2 separate regions of the Homo sapiens genome follow, and region 1 is linked to region 2. The links are chromatin loops, found by intact Hi-C in ENCODE. Cell type or tissue: Caco-2. All regions are shown on one strand. Links, peaks and the distances in the headings refer to the core of each region. The heading gives the core; the rest is flanking DNA.

Evidence for each region. Hi-C counts contacts between places; a loop is a spot of excess contacts. Peaks named below come from ENCODE experiments on the same cell type or tissue, not always from the same donor. Only the 100,000 strongest peaks of a DNase experiment are listed, where the experiment ranks them.
Region 1: it touches region 2 in a loop (7-fold over the local background); 2 of 110 quality-filtered maps call a loop at or near these places.

The regions. Positions count from the first base shown.
Region 1 is chr6:47,103,175-47,111,511 of GRCh38, forward strand. No RefSeq gene overlaps it. Among named protein-coding and RNA genes, the nearest start is that of ADGRF1, 65 kb to the left of the region's middle. In Caco-2, for the core only: no CTCF peak of the experiment used is centred there; DNase peaks (open chromatin) are centred at 3,957 and 4,237.
Region 2 is chr6:47,274,400-47,282,736 of GRCh38, forward strand. The region is part of intron 3 of TNFRSF21 (TNF receptor superfamily member 21); the gene reads right to left. Among named protein-coding and RNA genes, the nearest start is that of TNFRSF21, 31 kb to the right of the region's middle. In Caco-2, for the core only: no CTCF peak of the experiment used is centred there; a DNase peak (open chromatin) is centred at 4,422.

The DNA of each region.
Region 1 (8,337 bases), core at 220-8,219, 170 kb before region 2:
GTAGATTGGCTGAAGGTCTCCACAGAGAGAAGCGGGGTTTTCAGGCCCTCCCCATCTCTTCCACTTGCCATTCCCCTTCCCCATCTATTCATTGCTTATCTCCATCCTCCTCCAGTCCCAGGTAGACTGACCTCTAAGTGCAGATCTCCTGGGTTTCTTTGCTCTTTGACCCTAGTTGGATTAGCCAGTGTGAGGGACCATCAAGAGATTGGAGGGTGGGAGTAGAGAGAAGTCCAGCCCTTCATTCTGCTATCTTCCTGTGGCTTCTTCACAGTTTAGCTGCGTCCCTCTGTCACTATTACTCCTCTCCAGAGCATGGATCTTGCTCTCAAGAGGCTCCAATAACATGCTGTCTCCCCTTGTCCCTTCAACCCTGGAGACAGTGATGGCTTCCTACAGCTGCTGGTCCCTCGGGGCTTCACCCTTGCTTGCTGATGCCCTCAATCCTGCCCTCTTCATTAAACTTTCCTCAGGATTAAAAAAAAAAAAGTGCTTTTGGGAGAATATGCAGCTCAGATGAGAGAAAAGGAGAGTTAGAATGGATGAAGAAAGAAAGAATGACTATGAAGGTTGCTTGAAATGCCCTTGTGAGGGAGTTATAGAATCACCAGGACTTGCAATCTCTAAAATTAGGATGACTTACTAAATTTACATGCACTCCTGCCTAAGGACAGGGGGATGGACGCTATGGATTCTCAAATTTCCTTCTAATTTTATGATTCTATTTTCCCATACTCCTCTTCCTACTTTAAACATGCTTGAGCTATGTTACCCATCGGTTCCCAATTAGATCTAATGTCCTTCAAAGCTTCGTTCTTTTAGGAGTGTTACAGAGAAGTGAAACTGTCTACTGTCTAGGAGAAACGGAAATTTGGGGTTTTTAATACATAGTGTGAGTTCTGGCCTTTGGAAGTCCTTGTGCCCTGAAACGACCAGACTCAGTTATCACAGCACCAGTCCCGGCAGCATCTGAGGCACTCCTTTGCATTATGCAATAAGGAAATATGAAACATCAGGAAGCAAACGAGCTGAAAGCCAGGGTTTAGGAAAGTACCTAATATCTTCCAACAGATCTCAAGTGGACATACTTACACATGAAGAAGCATAGGCATCTTGGGTTAAGTTTGGGAAGCTGAGGTTTAAATCTCATCTCCTTTACCAATAAATCCAAGTGCATTTTTTTCACTTCTCAATGTCATACTTCCCTTTATGAAACATGGGACTATTATTCCTTGATTTTATGTTTCTATCTCAAAAGCCAGCATTCAAGCAGTGAAATATGAAATGACCGTCCTTTGGCTGCCTAGAATTGGTCAGGCAAGGTAACTGCTGTTAAAGAAAAAGGGTCCTCCCATAATTCCCAGGAGCCCCTACTTTCCCCTGTGTTAAGGCCCTCTCTTAACTTAGTCATCACTCCACCCAACCCTTGAGGAGGAGGCATCAAACAAATGATTCAAAACATTTTCTTTCAAAAATAATAATAAAACTGACAATGCCTTTCTTTCATGCCACAACAGGGCAATCTTTACTGCCAGGGAGAAAGACAGCTTGCTACCTGCACGAATTGGCAAATGGGGCCCATTGCCATGGGAGAAGTTTGTATTTGGTGCCCCACTGGCTGAGAGAAGACAAATATATCCTTGGAGAAACTGTTTGGTTTAATTACCCAAGAGTCAATCTAGCCAAAACTGCTTGCATTTAGCAATTTTTGTTGATTATATTTCTCTCAGTAAACATCAGGTGACAGGAGACAGCAATGAAGAAAGCCAACTTTAGGGTTAAGGGAGGCAAAAAAAGAATTTTTTATAAGCATTAAAAAAAAACCCAACTCACTCCTCCATTTTCACAAATATACTAGTTTAAGACTGATCTGCCAATTTCAGGTGTAGCTGACATTGAATATCTGTGGTCTGATATCCAATTAGGACATAACAATTATAGAATTTTGGAGCTTCAAGAAACTTCAGAGATCATGAGTCTAACTCCTTTCTACAGATGAAGAAACAGACTTAGGGTCTGTTTATTTCTCAGTGTTTCTAAAGTGGCTTGCTGAATATTCAAGAAACTGAGTAAAGGTTAGAACGAGGGTCTTTCAGCTCACAGTGCAGTGCCCTTTTTCACAATTCATTCAAGGGCCATTTTTGGCTAATGCCTTAAATGATGGGAACCAGGCTTTGAACTAGATCCACTTATTGAAAGGAGGGAGCCCTGGAATACCAGTTTTTATAAGAACCTTCCATGGAAGCTTCAGAATCATTTTGTACCCATGGGGTCCCCACTACCATGTGAGGGCATACTTGTCTTCTTTGCCAGGCCCAGCAAAATGTTGAAATGTATCTTGGGGGGGAACTAAATGCCCATGCTTTTGATGGCAATTCAGACTCCCCATCCTCCCACACCAACACCCCTGCCAGCCCTGGTGTACTGGCTCCAAACACTTTCACACAGTCCCCTTTGAGACAGCCCATGCCTCGAGTTGTCACAGCCATCCCCAACGGCTCAAGAGAAGAAGCCAAGACACCAGGTATCTTTGGTCTCCGTAATTACCCGCCGTGCACTGACAGGACAGGAAAGGATTCGCCATTAAAAGCCGCGTTTTAAAACAGAAATGAAGCTCATATTTCAGGAGAAAGAAGGAGTTCCGTTTCAGAGTTGGTTAGAATGAGATGCTAAAGGACATTGAAATGGAAATTTCAACAGACCACTAGAGATGCATAACTGCAGCTTGAGAGAGGAGTAAGGGCTGGAGACCCAGAGGGGAAGTCGTCCACAGCAGGGGATCAGTTGAGACTCTGAGGTGTTCATGGCCCAGAGGCAGCAGCAACAATGAGGCTTTGGAGCTAGATTACTCATGGATTCAAATTCTGGCAGCACTATTTACTTGGCATATGATTTTAGACAAAGTACTTAACCCCTCTCTGCCCCAGTTTTCTCATCTGTAAAATGGAGATAGTAATAGGACTTTACTTTTGAGGATTAAAGGAGTGAAAGCACATAAAGTTAAGCTAGAGGAGTGCCTGGCACATATAAATGTTAGCTAGTACGTTTCTCTTGTTAGTCTCAATATTAAAAGTTTTCAGTGGTTCTCAGGTCCCTCAGGGCAAAATTCAAATTCTTTTGCAGGATCTCTCTGTCCAACATTATGCCTTATTCTCAAGCCTCCTTCTCTGCTATTTGTCTGTTAGGGGTCAAATTGTGTCTTCCAAAATTCATACGTTGAAATCCTAACCACCAGTACTTCAGAATGTGACCTTATTTGGAAATAAGGCCATTGCAGATGTAATTAGCTAAGGTGAGGTCATACTGGAGTTGGATAGGCCCTTAATCCAATATGACTGGTGTCCTCGTGAAAAAGGGAGATTTGGAACAGACACACACAGGGATAATGCCATGTGAATATAAAGGCAGAGGTTGGGTGATAGGTCTGCAAGTTAAGGAACAACAAACATTGCCAGAAATCCACCAGAAACTCGGAGAGAGGCATGGAACAGATTCCCCCTTACAGTCCTCAGAAGGAACCAACTCTACTGATACCTTGATCTAAGACTTCCAACCACCAAAACAGTGAAACAATACATTTTGTTGTCTAAGCTACCCAGCTTGTGGTATTTTGTTATGGCAACCTGAGTAGATAAAAACAGTGCCTGTCCCTCCCCCATGCAGCTACAGGGTATGCCACCCCCCTCCCCGCCCCCCCCCCATACCTCCATGCCTTGGCACTGGCTGATTTCTTTGCATGGAATGCACCCCACCCCACCCCTTTGTCTGGCTTGACAAACTGCTGCTTGTCCTTTGAGATTTAGCTTAAGCATCTTTTCTTCTGTGACTCTTTCACAGAACTTCCCTTCCCAAAGCAAAATTGATCTCTTCCTCCTCCACCATGACCAACCAGGACTTACACATTCCTCTCATAGCACAAGCATGTGGAATTGCTGTGACTGGCCAGTACTGCCTTTGCCTGTAGATAAGATCAGGTGCGTCCAGGATGGTATGGCCGTAGATTGCCTTTGCCTTTAGACCAACCTTCCCTGCATACTCATTAGAGTCAACTAGCCTGATTTTTTTTGGTCAGATCCTACCCCTGAGATTCTGATCAGGTGGTCTGGGGTGGCGCTCTGGCAACAGTATCAAAGGCTATCATGTATTTCTAATGTGCAATTGAGGATAAGGACAGCTGTATTAGACAGTGCTTCCAAAGGACAGGGTTTCAGCCTTATTCTTTGATCTCTTATCACCCTGAACAGTGGCTGGCCATGAGTGAGCACTTAACAAATGTTGGTTGAGCTGGATAAAGGAGCCCAGGTCCTCTGTCCATTTTCTCCTTCTACCCTGTCCTCTCCATATTTAACCCTTCACCTCTCCTCAACAAAACACCTGAAACGAGACTCGTGGACAAATGCTGTCTCGAGGTCTAGAGAATTAGACTGTCTGAAATCAGCATAGGCTGGGGGAAGCAGAAGAATGTCAGTAGTCCCTTTTTTTTGTTTGTTTGTTTAAAAAAAAACAGAATCTCGCTCTGTAGCCCAGGCTGGAGTGCAGTGGTATGATCTCAGCTCACTGAAATCTCTGCCTCCTGCATTCAAGCGATTCTCCTGCCTCAGCCTCCTGAGTAGCTGGGATTACAGGCCTGCGCCACCAAGTCCGGCTCATTTTTGTATTTTTTGTAAAGGCAGGATTTCACCACGTTGGCCAGGCTGGTATCAAACTCCTGGCCTCAAGTGATCCTCCCACCTTGGCCTCCCAAAGTGCTGGGATTACAGGCGTGAGCCACCACACCTGGCCAGTAGCACTTTTAAATAAGGCAAAACAAGCAAACATGCAGAAAGCACTTATTTTAAATATCCATGTCCCCACCTTCAAATATCAAAAGCAGTCTCTTTTCTGTCTGCGAATGTAGGACGTGGGCAAATGGCTCATCAGCCCCGACTTCTACCCCCTCCATGCCTTTCCTTCCAGGATTTCAGAAAGGAAATGTAGTGCTGGCTTTATGTTTCCCCAGTGTTTTCAACCAACCACCCCTTTGTGAAAATGGAGTATGAAAAGATTTTGGAGCCCCAGTTTTTCCTTCTAGCATGTCAACATTTTTTCTCCCTTTCTCCTTCCTCTACATAAATACTAAGATGAAAACAAATGATAAAGGGCTATTTGCTTTCTTTTTCCTGAGGATAAAATTAATATATGCTCCTTACACAAAGTTTAGAAAATAGTTTTTAAAGGTAATAAAAAGAGCCCTTGGTAATTCTGCCATGAAGAATTTGGGGGCTGAGTTGGGAAGTTCACTTACGGCCAGGAGTTCGAGACCAGACTGGGCATCATAGTGAGACCCTGTCTCTACAAAAAAATAAAAAATAATTAACCAGCCATGGTGGCATGCACCAGTAGTCCCAGCTACCCACAAGATAGCTGCAAAGAGCTATGATCATGCCACTGTACTCTGGCTTGGGCAACAGAATGCAATCCTGTCTCAAAAAAAAAAAAAAAAACAAAAGCAGAGAGAGAATTAACTGTTAAGGTTTTTGGTATGTTTTTATCATAAATTACATATCTATATAAGGAAAATATTTCTGTAAATATATGTAATGCATGTATAATGTTTCCGTAAATAATATATGTAATGCAATTGTGTAAGAGAGAGAGGAGACAGAGAAAGGTAATGAAGCGTATATTGGCTATCTCTTGGTGGAGACATCTGTCCTCACACTGTGTTCATTTGTTTTTTACATATCCAAAAAATAAAGACTCAGCCCTACAATGCTTTAGACAAAATATGTTCCTGAAGATTCTGAAGAGGAGATGGATGATGGTTTCCCCTAGCTATTGGAAGATAGGCACACATAGTGCAAAAGTATTCAAGGAGGATATAAAACTAAAAAAGAGCAAAATTATGTTCTTCTTCCTCTGAACTGGTCATTAGGGAGGATTCTGTTTTAAGCTCTAGAAGAGGGTTTGGCGATCCACAGCCCACAGATCAAATCCAGCCACACTCATTCACTTCAGTATGTCTGCGGCTGCTCTCGCACTACAATAGCAAAATTGAATAGTTGTGACAGAGATGTGACAGAGACCATATGGTTCACAAAACCCAAAATACTTCCTATATTCAATATTAAATATTACTGGTCCTTTACAGAAAAGATTTGCTGATCTCTGACCTAGAGAAATTTGTTCTAGTGCCAGGGACTCCAAAATTTGGAATTCCTATTTGTATTTTTCTTGTTGTGTGGTTGGTTGGTTTCTGCTGCTAGGGAGGAAACTTCATTCTTGGTGGAAGGGAGGAATGAGGGGAATCCCTACTATTCCCGGGGGGGTAGGAGGGTTTCCCTTGGAGTCTAAGAATTTGAGACTTAGTGAACAGTCTAAGGGTAGGAGGGCTTCCCTTGGAATATGAGACTTTGAGCCTTACTCTGTAAGAAGAGGAGGGAACAGGTTCTTTAGGATTAGATCATTAATAAACTTTCTCTACTATCACCCTACCCTCCACACCGCAAACCACAGAAATATCCCTTATCAACATCCTATGGGGGTAAAAGTGGATTAAATTGTCCTAGAGCTAAATTAGGAACATTTCCAAAAAGTCAGAAAGCAAAGAAGATTTTACAAATTGCAAAGACCCATAAGAAATTTATTTCGTGAAAACTAATGTAGTATGGTGGTAAAATGCTTTGGCTCTCAAGCCAGACAGACATAGATTTGAGTTCTACTAGCTGTGTGACCCCTGGAAACCTCAGCTTTATCTTCTGAAAAACTAGAATAATAGTAGCCTCCTCATAGGGTCGGTATGAGAGGTAGATTTGAAAATGCATGAAAAAGATTTAGCACCGTGCCCAACACGTTAACGGAATTCAATAAATGCTTGCTGTTATTTTGAAGACAGTTTTCTGGCTGATTCATGTACTAGGAGTGCTATAATTGTAATTTCCTAAAAAGATTTTTAAAGTATTATTATTAATGGGCCTGACAATTTTTAGGCATTTAATAAATGATACCAATAAAGATCTATTTTGGCTGGGCGTGGTGGTTCATGCCTGTAATCCTGCACTTTGGGAGGCCAAGGGCAGGCAGATCACCAGAGCTCAGGAGTTCGAGACCAGCCTGGGCAACATGGTGAAACCCCGTCTCTACTAAAATACAAAAATTACCCAGGCATGGTGGCGCGTGCCTGTAGTCTGAGTTCAAGCAATTCTCCTGCCTCAGCCTCCTGAGTAGCTGGGACTACAAGGCAGAGGTTGCAATGAGCCAAGATTGCACCACTGCCCTCCAGCCTTCATGACCAAGTGAGACTCTGTCTAAAAAAAAAAAAAAAAAAAAAAGATGTATTTTATAGATTACTTTGGCTAATGGAGCATCTTTCAAACTTCTTTGGTTGAATCCATGAGAAGAAATATATTTTATAATGAAACTCATCACATATGCTTGTGTGTGTGCCTGCGGTTATAGCTGAAAAAAAAATGCCCATGAAATAGTACATAACCTTCCTACATGCAATGCACTTTGATATTTTCTATTATATTTTTTAAATGGTGGTCATAATCTAATCAATTAATTTTACAACCCACTAAAAGGTTAAGACCCACAGTTTCAAAAACATACAGCATGGGGCCATCCAATTGAGCATCCTGTCCACATGATTGTCTCTTACTTCTAACACAACCATTCTTTGCCATTTTGAGACCTATAACACCTTTCATTGTCCTTTATTTTATGTTTCTATGTCCTGGATCCTTAATTATATCTTTTGAAATAAAAACAAAGTTTTAGGTCAGGCAAGGTGGCTTATGCCTGTAATCCTCAGCACTTTCGAATGCCAAGGAGAGTGGCTTGACTTGAGCCCAGGAGTTTGAGACCAACCTGGGCAACATGGCAAAATCCTGTTTCTACACAAAATTAAAAAAAAAAATTAACTGGGCATGGTGGTGCATGCCTGTAGTGCCATCTACTTAGGAGGCTGAGGTGAGAGGATCACCTGAGCTCGTGAGGCCAAGGCTACAGTGAGCCACGATCGTGCCACTGCATTCCAGCTTGGGCAACAGAGTGAGACCCTGTCTCAAAAAAATATGTTTTTATTCTTACTTGGAAACTCACAATTTTCTATCACAATGGAGGAAACAAAAGAACTCTCGAAAATTGTTTTCAGAGGGAAGTGAGTTTATATTTGCAGAAAATTTAAGGGAGTAGATTGTTCTGTCTTCCACAGGAAATTTCATGACACAAAATATAGAAGATAATCCGAAGCAAAAATTATCTGCCTGTTGAGGTCTGAATCAGGATGTGAAAGTTGCTCAGAGACAAGACATTGAGCAAAATATATGAGGAAAAAAATATTCAGTCCTACTGGTT
Region 2 (8,337 bases), core at 254-8,253:
ATTTAATAAATGGTGTTGGGAAAACTGGCTAGCCACATGTAGAAAGCTGAAACTGGATCCCTTCCTTACACCTTATACAAAAATTAATTCAACATGGATTAAAGATTTAATGTTAGACCTAAAACCATAAAAACTCTAGAAGAAAACCTAGGCAATACCATTCAGGACATAGGCATGGGCAAGGACTTCATGACTAAAACACCAAAAGCAATGGCAACAAAAGCCAAAATTGACAAATGGGATCTAATTAAACTAAAGAGCTTCTGCACAGCAAAAGAAACTATCATCAGAGTGAACAGGCAGCCTACGGAATGGGAGAAAATTTTTGCAGTCTACCCATCAGACAAAGGGCTAATAACCAGAATCTACAAAGAACTGAAACAAATTTACAAGAAAAAAACAAACAACCCCATCAAAAAGTGGGCAAAGGATATGAACAGACACTTCTCAAAAGAAGACATCTATGCAGCCAACAGACACATGAAAAAATGCTCATCATCACTGGTCATCAGAGAAATGCAAATCAAAACCACAATGAGATACCATCTTACTCCAGTTAGAATGGCAATCATTAAAAAGTCAGGAAACAACAGATACTGGAGAGGATGTGGAGAAATAGGAATGCTTTTATGTTCCTATATTCCCACTCCTAATGTGGGAGTGTAAATTAGTTCAACCATTGTGGAAGACAGTGTGGCGATTCCTCAAGGATCTAGAACTAGAATTATCATTTGACCCAGCAATCCCATTACTGGTTATACACCCAAAGGATTATAAATCATGCTACTATAAAGATACATGCACACATATGTTTATTGCAGCACTATTCACAATAGCAAAGACCTGGAAAAAACCCAAATGTCCATCAATGATAGACTGGATTAAAAAAATGTGGCACATATACACCATGGAATACTATGCAGCCATAAAAAAGATGAGTTCATGTCCTTTACAGGGACATGGATGAAGTTGGAAACCATCATTCTCAGCAAACTATCACAAGGACAGAAAACCAAACACCGCATGTTCTCACTCATAGGTGGGAACTGAACAACGAGATTACTTGGACACAGGGTGGGGAACATCACCCACCGGGGCCTGTTGGGGGGTGGCGGACTCGGGGAAGGATAGCATTAGCAGAAATACCTAATGTAAATGATGAGTTGATAGGTGCAGCAAACCAACATGGCACATGTATACCTATGTATCAAATCTGCATGTTGTGCACATGTACCCTAGTGCTTAAAGTGTAATTTTAAAAAAAGAAAAAAAAATGTCTCACATTCTCCCTAAAAGCACACAGAGTTATTACACATTCTCTTGGTTTTCCCCCAACCCTGTGACCTAATTTAAATAGAAATTTTCACTAACCTGCCCTCACACGTTCAAAAGCCTGGGGGAAAGCTCTTTCATGTTGCAGTGAGCACACAATCCTTCAGTGGCATGAGGTTGGCATTGAGCCTGGCCTCTTCCCTCTGACTGGCAGCGCAGTGTTCTCCACCCTACAGCACATTGCAGGACCCCTCAGGCCAGTGTTTTTCCTGATAGACACCAGGAAGACAGTAGGCACACTCAGGTAAGGCACAGATAAATTGTCACACTGATCAAAATCTGGTGGCCCTTCTGTGATGGGTTCAAGTCTCCTGATTTTACAAAGAAAGATGAGATCCAAAGAGAGAAAGTGCCTTGCCTGAGATCATCCAGCCTTTTAGTAGCTGAATGGATTTGAACCTGAGCTCTCCCAGACCCCCTCCTCTCTTCTCTATGGCTCCAGTTTGGCAAAGAGATGAGTTGTAGCAGGTACATGGCAGGTACACCTGTGAGGTGGACCCATACATAAGATGGAGTCTCCTGGTGAAAGCCGACATCTGTTAGGAGATGGAGGAAGCATAGAACAATTTTTAAGAGAAAATACAAGGACAGCTGCCACCTTTTTTGCTCCCACTCATAGCTGATGGTTCTCCTTTGTTACTTACCCCTTCAGCAGACTTAGAAATAGTTACTGCTAGAGGAAAAACTGAGCTCGAACTGTTGAAATTCGAGAAAGCCTCCAAGAATCAAACTGTTTATCCAAGCTGTGCAAGCCAGCAGAAGGTGAAAGAGAAGAAGCTGCTAAGAGATGACAAGTCTATGGCATAGACCAGATGCTGGTAGGCGACAACCTGCAGGACAAACCACCTGTTCTTGCAAATAAAGCTTTGTTGGAACACAGCCACACCCATAATTTACATGGTGTCTCTGGCCACTTTCACACTACTACACTTTCAAACAGAGTGGAGTAGTTGCAGCCTATAATCCTAAAATATCTCCTAGATTCTCTTAAAATATCTCCTAACTTGCTGACCCATGGTATAGATAGCTTAGGGAAAATATTGTTTTGGACAGCATAGATTTATATCCAAGTCTAAAGCCACTGAAGAGTCTTGCTTGATGATCTCAGAGGCTCTGCCCATTTGAGAGAGCACTGCCTACATGTGTAAATTAATTAAGCTAATAATCATATCTGGTATGGAGGGAAACCCATCTTCCTAATAAGCTCCTTTAAGGTGGCAGTGTTGCTCCTACCTAAGTACAGTTTTTTTGGTTTTGTTTTGTTTTGTTTTGTTTTTTTGAGATGGAGTTTTTCTCTTGTTGCCCAGGCTGAAGTACAGTGGCACGATCTTGGCTCACTGCAACCTCTGCCTCCTGAGTTCCAGTGATTCCCCAGCCTCAGCCTCCTGAGTACCTGGGATTACAGGCGCCCGCCACCACGCCTGGTTAATTTTATATTTTTAGTAGAGACAGAGTTTCGCCAAGTTGGCCAGGCTGGTCTTGAACTACTGACCTCAAATGATCGGCCTGCCTCGGCCTCCAAAGTGCTGGGATTACAGGCGTGAGCCACTGCGCCCAACCCCTAAGTATAGTATTTTAAAGGAGAATGTTTCTTTCTTGCTAGTGGTCATTTCTGTGACTTAATCGGGAAACAAACTGAGACTGCCAGAGAGGAAGGAGGTGATGATGTCAGTGGTGAGGATGATGATGATCCATCCTCTGCATCATCTCCAGCGTTTGCACCCTCGTCCTCATCACTGCTATCACTTGTGAACTGTGGACCATGTGGCCAGCAATGTCCCAAGCACTGGGCACACACTCATGTATGTAATCCTCACTACAGCCTGTGTACTATTAGTATCCCTGTATTACACATGAAGAAACTAAAGCACAGAGTGGTTAAGTAACTTGCCCTGGCTCACGCAGCTGGTAAGCAAAGGGAAACCAGACTCCAGAGTCTTTGTTCCTAACTGCATATTCTAATGCATTTTTTAAAATTTTCTAACATTATAAACAGAGGCCCAGAGAAGTAAAAGGTTTTAACTGAGAGTCCATGACTAGGAAATGGCAAATCCAGAATTTTAGAACCCAGGTTTATGAATTTCTAGTCTATGATGCTTCTTTCTTACCCAAAAGCTTCATCTCCTGTGCCTCCCTCACTCCCACTTCAGCCCAACCACATTACTCCTACAAGCATCTCATGCTTGTCTGCTAACGCCACGCACAAGGTTAATCCATTTCCACACTAGTTAAACACGAGCACCTAAGCATTTACGAAGCTGCCTTGGCCTTTGAATTAGCAGGGTTCTCTCTCTTGGCATCACCCTGCTCTCCAGTGTCCATGGGCTGATGTGTTTCACTTTGAAATAAGCAAATCAGATGAGGGATGTCAGCAATCTTTTCCTAGTCAGTTTTTGCATATTTTAAAGCAGTGCTATTATGGAAGCTTCCTTTAGCTCTGAAAAATAATTCTTACCATCTATGGCAATTTAGTATAAAGAACCCACCTGAAGGTCTCTATGTTTAAATCCCTAACACCAACATCAGTATAAATCAACAAGAAAAAAACCAATCCAATGTCTTTAAAACAATCTGGCCTTTAAAAGCATATGTAGATTACTTAGTTTATGGATGCTTTACACCAGTGCTATCCAAGAGAACTTTGTATGATGATGGCAATGTCCTTTATCTGTCCTATCCAATATGGTAACCACAAGCTATGTGCGGCTACTGAGTACTTAAGATGTGGCTGGTGCAACTGAGGAACTGAATTTTTAACTTCAGTTAATCTTAGTTTTAAATTAAATAGCTCATGAGGCTAGTGGTTACCATATGTGCTAGCTCAGCTCTGGACCACCCCTCCTCAAGCCCTATTCCAGGCACAGGGGACATACAGTAAGACCCAATGTCTTCTCTCTAAGAACTTAGAAGCTATGTGGGGAGACAAACCACATAGCCACAAAGAGTTAAACAGTGACAGATGGCGAGAGCTAAAGGAATGAAGAAATTGCATCTTAGAATCCAGTTCTACAGAATAAGACCTTTGCCCTTTTGCTGTAGAGGATACAAAACAATCTGCTTGAGAAATAATGCCTGCCCCAACTGATTTCGTAATCCCTGTTGCAGTTGATTTAAAGGAGATGCTGCCTATCTATGGCATGTGCCTCAGGTAACTACGTGAAGTGGGATCACTGTCTCTATCAAATGCTTACTACAGTGTCTCCTCAAGGCAGAGCAGAGAAACTGAGCAGGTTTAAACGAGGTATACCCAATTCCTTTGTCTCTCACCTTTTTTCCCTCACTTTTCTTCACAGTCTGAAGGAAAAAGGAAATATGATCCAAGCCAGAAACTGCCGATGTTTTGTTCCTATTGTCACTTTGCAGAGCTTCTTCATCCATAAGTACTTTCAGGGCAATTCCTACTCCTCACCTGCTTTTCAAACTTCCCCTCTAAATTTCTAGGCCCACTAGTTGCTGAGAACAAGACTTCCTACTTTTTGCAAATAGTTAAAGAGGGAGGAAGAATGGGGGAGAGAAGGATAATAGGAAAGTAGGGAAGGGAGGAAGGAGAGGAAGAAAGAAGGAAAAGGGAAATAGTAACGGCACAAATTAGAAACTGCAATGAGCAAACAGCAATTGGTTTCTGTTCTCAGCTACCCTGTTTTTCAATTGGGACTGGAATACAGTTTTGTAGCCTCCATAGCTCTAAGGAAATGAACAAAGTGGCTGTTTGCAGATCATTGGTGACTTTTCTCAGTGCAATGTATGGCCAATTGTATAGGGATTAAATTCTACTATCTTTACTTTTGTTCTTTTGTGACAAAACAGATCAAATAAAAAAATGTTTTCCACGTAACCTCTCAATTAATGTGAATCCACATAAATCCTTAATTTTTAATTAAATTGAAATTTTTGGACCCTCCCCCTCCACTTACCCCATTACATTGAGGTTATACAACAAAAAGAAATACATTTTCAGAAAACGATAAAAGCATGACAAATTGAGTATTAACAATATTCTTATCTGGCTGACACTTCAACCTCTTAACTATATTTTTATATGTAAACATTCTGAAGATACTTCCAATTCCTGTTGCTGAAATAGATACATTACGTGAAATCACAGTCCAGTCCCCAAACATATACCAACATTTACCAAACATAAAATTGCTCTGACTTCAGAAAGGAAGAAAGAGTACAAAATACCACAGCACCTTTATTCTTCCATCTCCTAGCCATGCGAGGCCTCCTCTTATGTTTCCAATACTAGGACTCCATGAAAGTAGGATTGTAGCTTTCTGGAGTTCAGCTTTAAAAACTATAAGTCCATGGTAGACAAAGATGGATGAGTAGAGCTGAATAATAAAAGAGGTTTTTGTTCGCAAGAAAGACAGAAACCAATGGCCTAGCTTCAAAGTTTGGAGGATGTATATGGCATCCAGGAGCATGGCTTGTTCTACTGAGGGTAGGCAGGGATAAGTGAGGTTTTAGAAGACCTCTGATAGAAAACAACCCAAGGCTAAGCCATTTCCCTCCCACCTTATCCTCATGAACAATTCAGTGTGAAATAGACAAGGACCAGGAAAAGATCTTATTATACGGGATTATCTGCTGGCCAGAACTCAATGCAATCAGACCAACAAAGCCCTGTTTCTAGAGGCCTCTCTGAGCACCTGGAATAGCTTTACTAAACAGAACCTCTCTTTGTAATAGGATTTTACCCGGTTGCATGTTTGAGACTAGCAATTTGGAAAGAAAAGACTTTCCTTAGAAAAACACCTTAAATATAAATATCCCAATGCAAAAATCTGAGGAACAAGCCTAAACTATTGGAAGAGATAGTTATGCCTCAATGAAACTACTGTAATTTAGTTTGAAAAGCATATTGCTGTGGTACTGCTTTCACAGACGAGTAGGATCAGGCTTTGTTTGATTTGGCACTTCCATTATTTTTACAAAATAGGATATTGTTTTAAGGACACAGGCATAGTAGTTTATAAGGTTACCATGGTCATAAGAACGTCTAAGGTCATTATATTAAATTGCTTTCTGCTGCTGGACCAGTTTTTACTCTACAACTTGCTGTGTTCTCAAGAATTTTAAAAACCAGACTGCAAAAGAGAGTTTAAAAATGTAGCTGACCATAATCTATAAATGCAACTACTAAAGGAATGGAGTTGCTTTTGTAATAAAGTGAATAATGAGAGGACAGTTCCAGATATTTAATTATCTATCAGGATGTTCACATGGTTTTCTACTAATTGGGTAAATCTGCAACAGAACAAATATCCTGACTAGGCACTTACAGGGCAGTTTAATGCAATTCTGATCCTAGACTGGATCCTACACTAGAGAAAAAAAAGTATATTATCTACCAAGGGCCTTATTGGGTCAACATACAATATTGGCAAATGAAAGGCAAAGGATTGTAACCCTGCTAAATTTATTAAGGTTGAAAACTGTAGTATGTTTTCTGAAGAGAACAGTCTTATTGTCAGGAAATACATGCTAAAGTATCAGGGGATAAAAGGCCATAAAATAATTAAGAAAAATTATTTTTTCCATGTATGTATGTGTATATATGCACATAATTATATATTATATATTACATGTTATATAATATATAATAAGCTATTCTATAATACATATTTTACAATATAAAATCTATATGTGATTTTTTTTTTTTTTGAGATGAAGTCTCACTCTGTGGCCCAGGCCGGAGTGCAGCGGCACGATCCTGGCTCACTGCAACCTCCGCCTCCCAGGTTCAAGTGATTCTCCTGCCCTAGCCTCCCGAAAAACTGGGACTATAGGCGTGTGCCACCATACCTGGCTAATTACTGTATTTTTAGTAGATACGAGGTTTCGCCATGTTGGCCAGGCGGGTCTCAAACTCCTGACCTCAGTTGATCTGCATGCCTCGGCCTCCCAAAGTGCTGGGATTACAGGCATGAGCCACCACGCCTGGGCCAATAGGTGTATTTTTTACGTAGAGAGAGCAAATGACAAAGCAAAAGAGCAATATGTTAATAATAGATAAATGTGGGCACAGGTATGTAGGTATTCTTTGTACTGTTGCTGCAACTTTTCAAAAGTTTGGAATTATGTACAAATAAAAAGATTTTTTTTTTTTTAATTAAAAAGAAGGGGGAATTGAAGCTTTCCCCAGACAGGCTTCCAGTAAATAGTTGTCTTATTCAAGTTTATGCAGGCTTAGTCTGATAAGACCCAAATAGGATGTTTGCCTCTGCCCGACTTTCACTTGACTTTTGACCATCTACATCATAGGTGTCCAATCTTTTGGCTTCCCTGAGCCACACTGGAAGAAGAATCGTCTTGGGCCACATAAAATACACCAATAATAGCTGATAAGCTAAAAAAACAAACAAAAAACGCTGGGCAAGGTGGCTCACACCTGTAATCCCAGCACTTTGGGAGGCCGAGGCGGGCGGATCACCTGAGGTTGGGAGTTCAAGACCAGCCTGACCAACATGGAGAAACCCCATCTCTAGTAAAAATACAAAATTAGCTGGGCATGGTGGTACATGCCTGTAATCCCAGCTACTCAGGAGGCTGAGGCAGGAGAATCGCTTGAACCTGGGAGGTGAAGTTGTGGTGAGCTGAGATCACACCATTGCACTCCAGCCTGAGCAACAAGAGCTAAATTCTGTCTCAAAAAAAAAATAAAAAAAAAAAACCCTCAGAAAGTTTATGAATTTGTGTCGGGCTGCATTCAAAGCCAAAGCTGTCCTGGGTCATGGGATGGACAAACTTGATTTACACAAATCAATAAGGGGAAGCAAAATGAGTTGCAAGACTTTTTTAACTTTTTCTAAACGTTTCGTTATAGAAGTGGCATGTACTTAGTACAGACAACTTGGGGAAAGTACAGAAAACTAATAAAGAAAAAAGAAACCCACACATAAATCCCACCACACTGGGGAAAAAAAATTGTCACTTTGGCATATTTCCATTCAGTCTTATTCTCAAGTTTAATGAGAGTTGGGATTATATTCTACAAAGTAT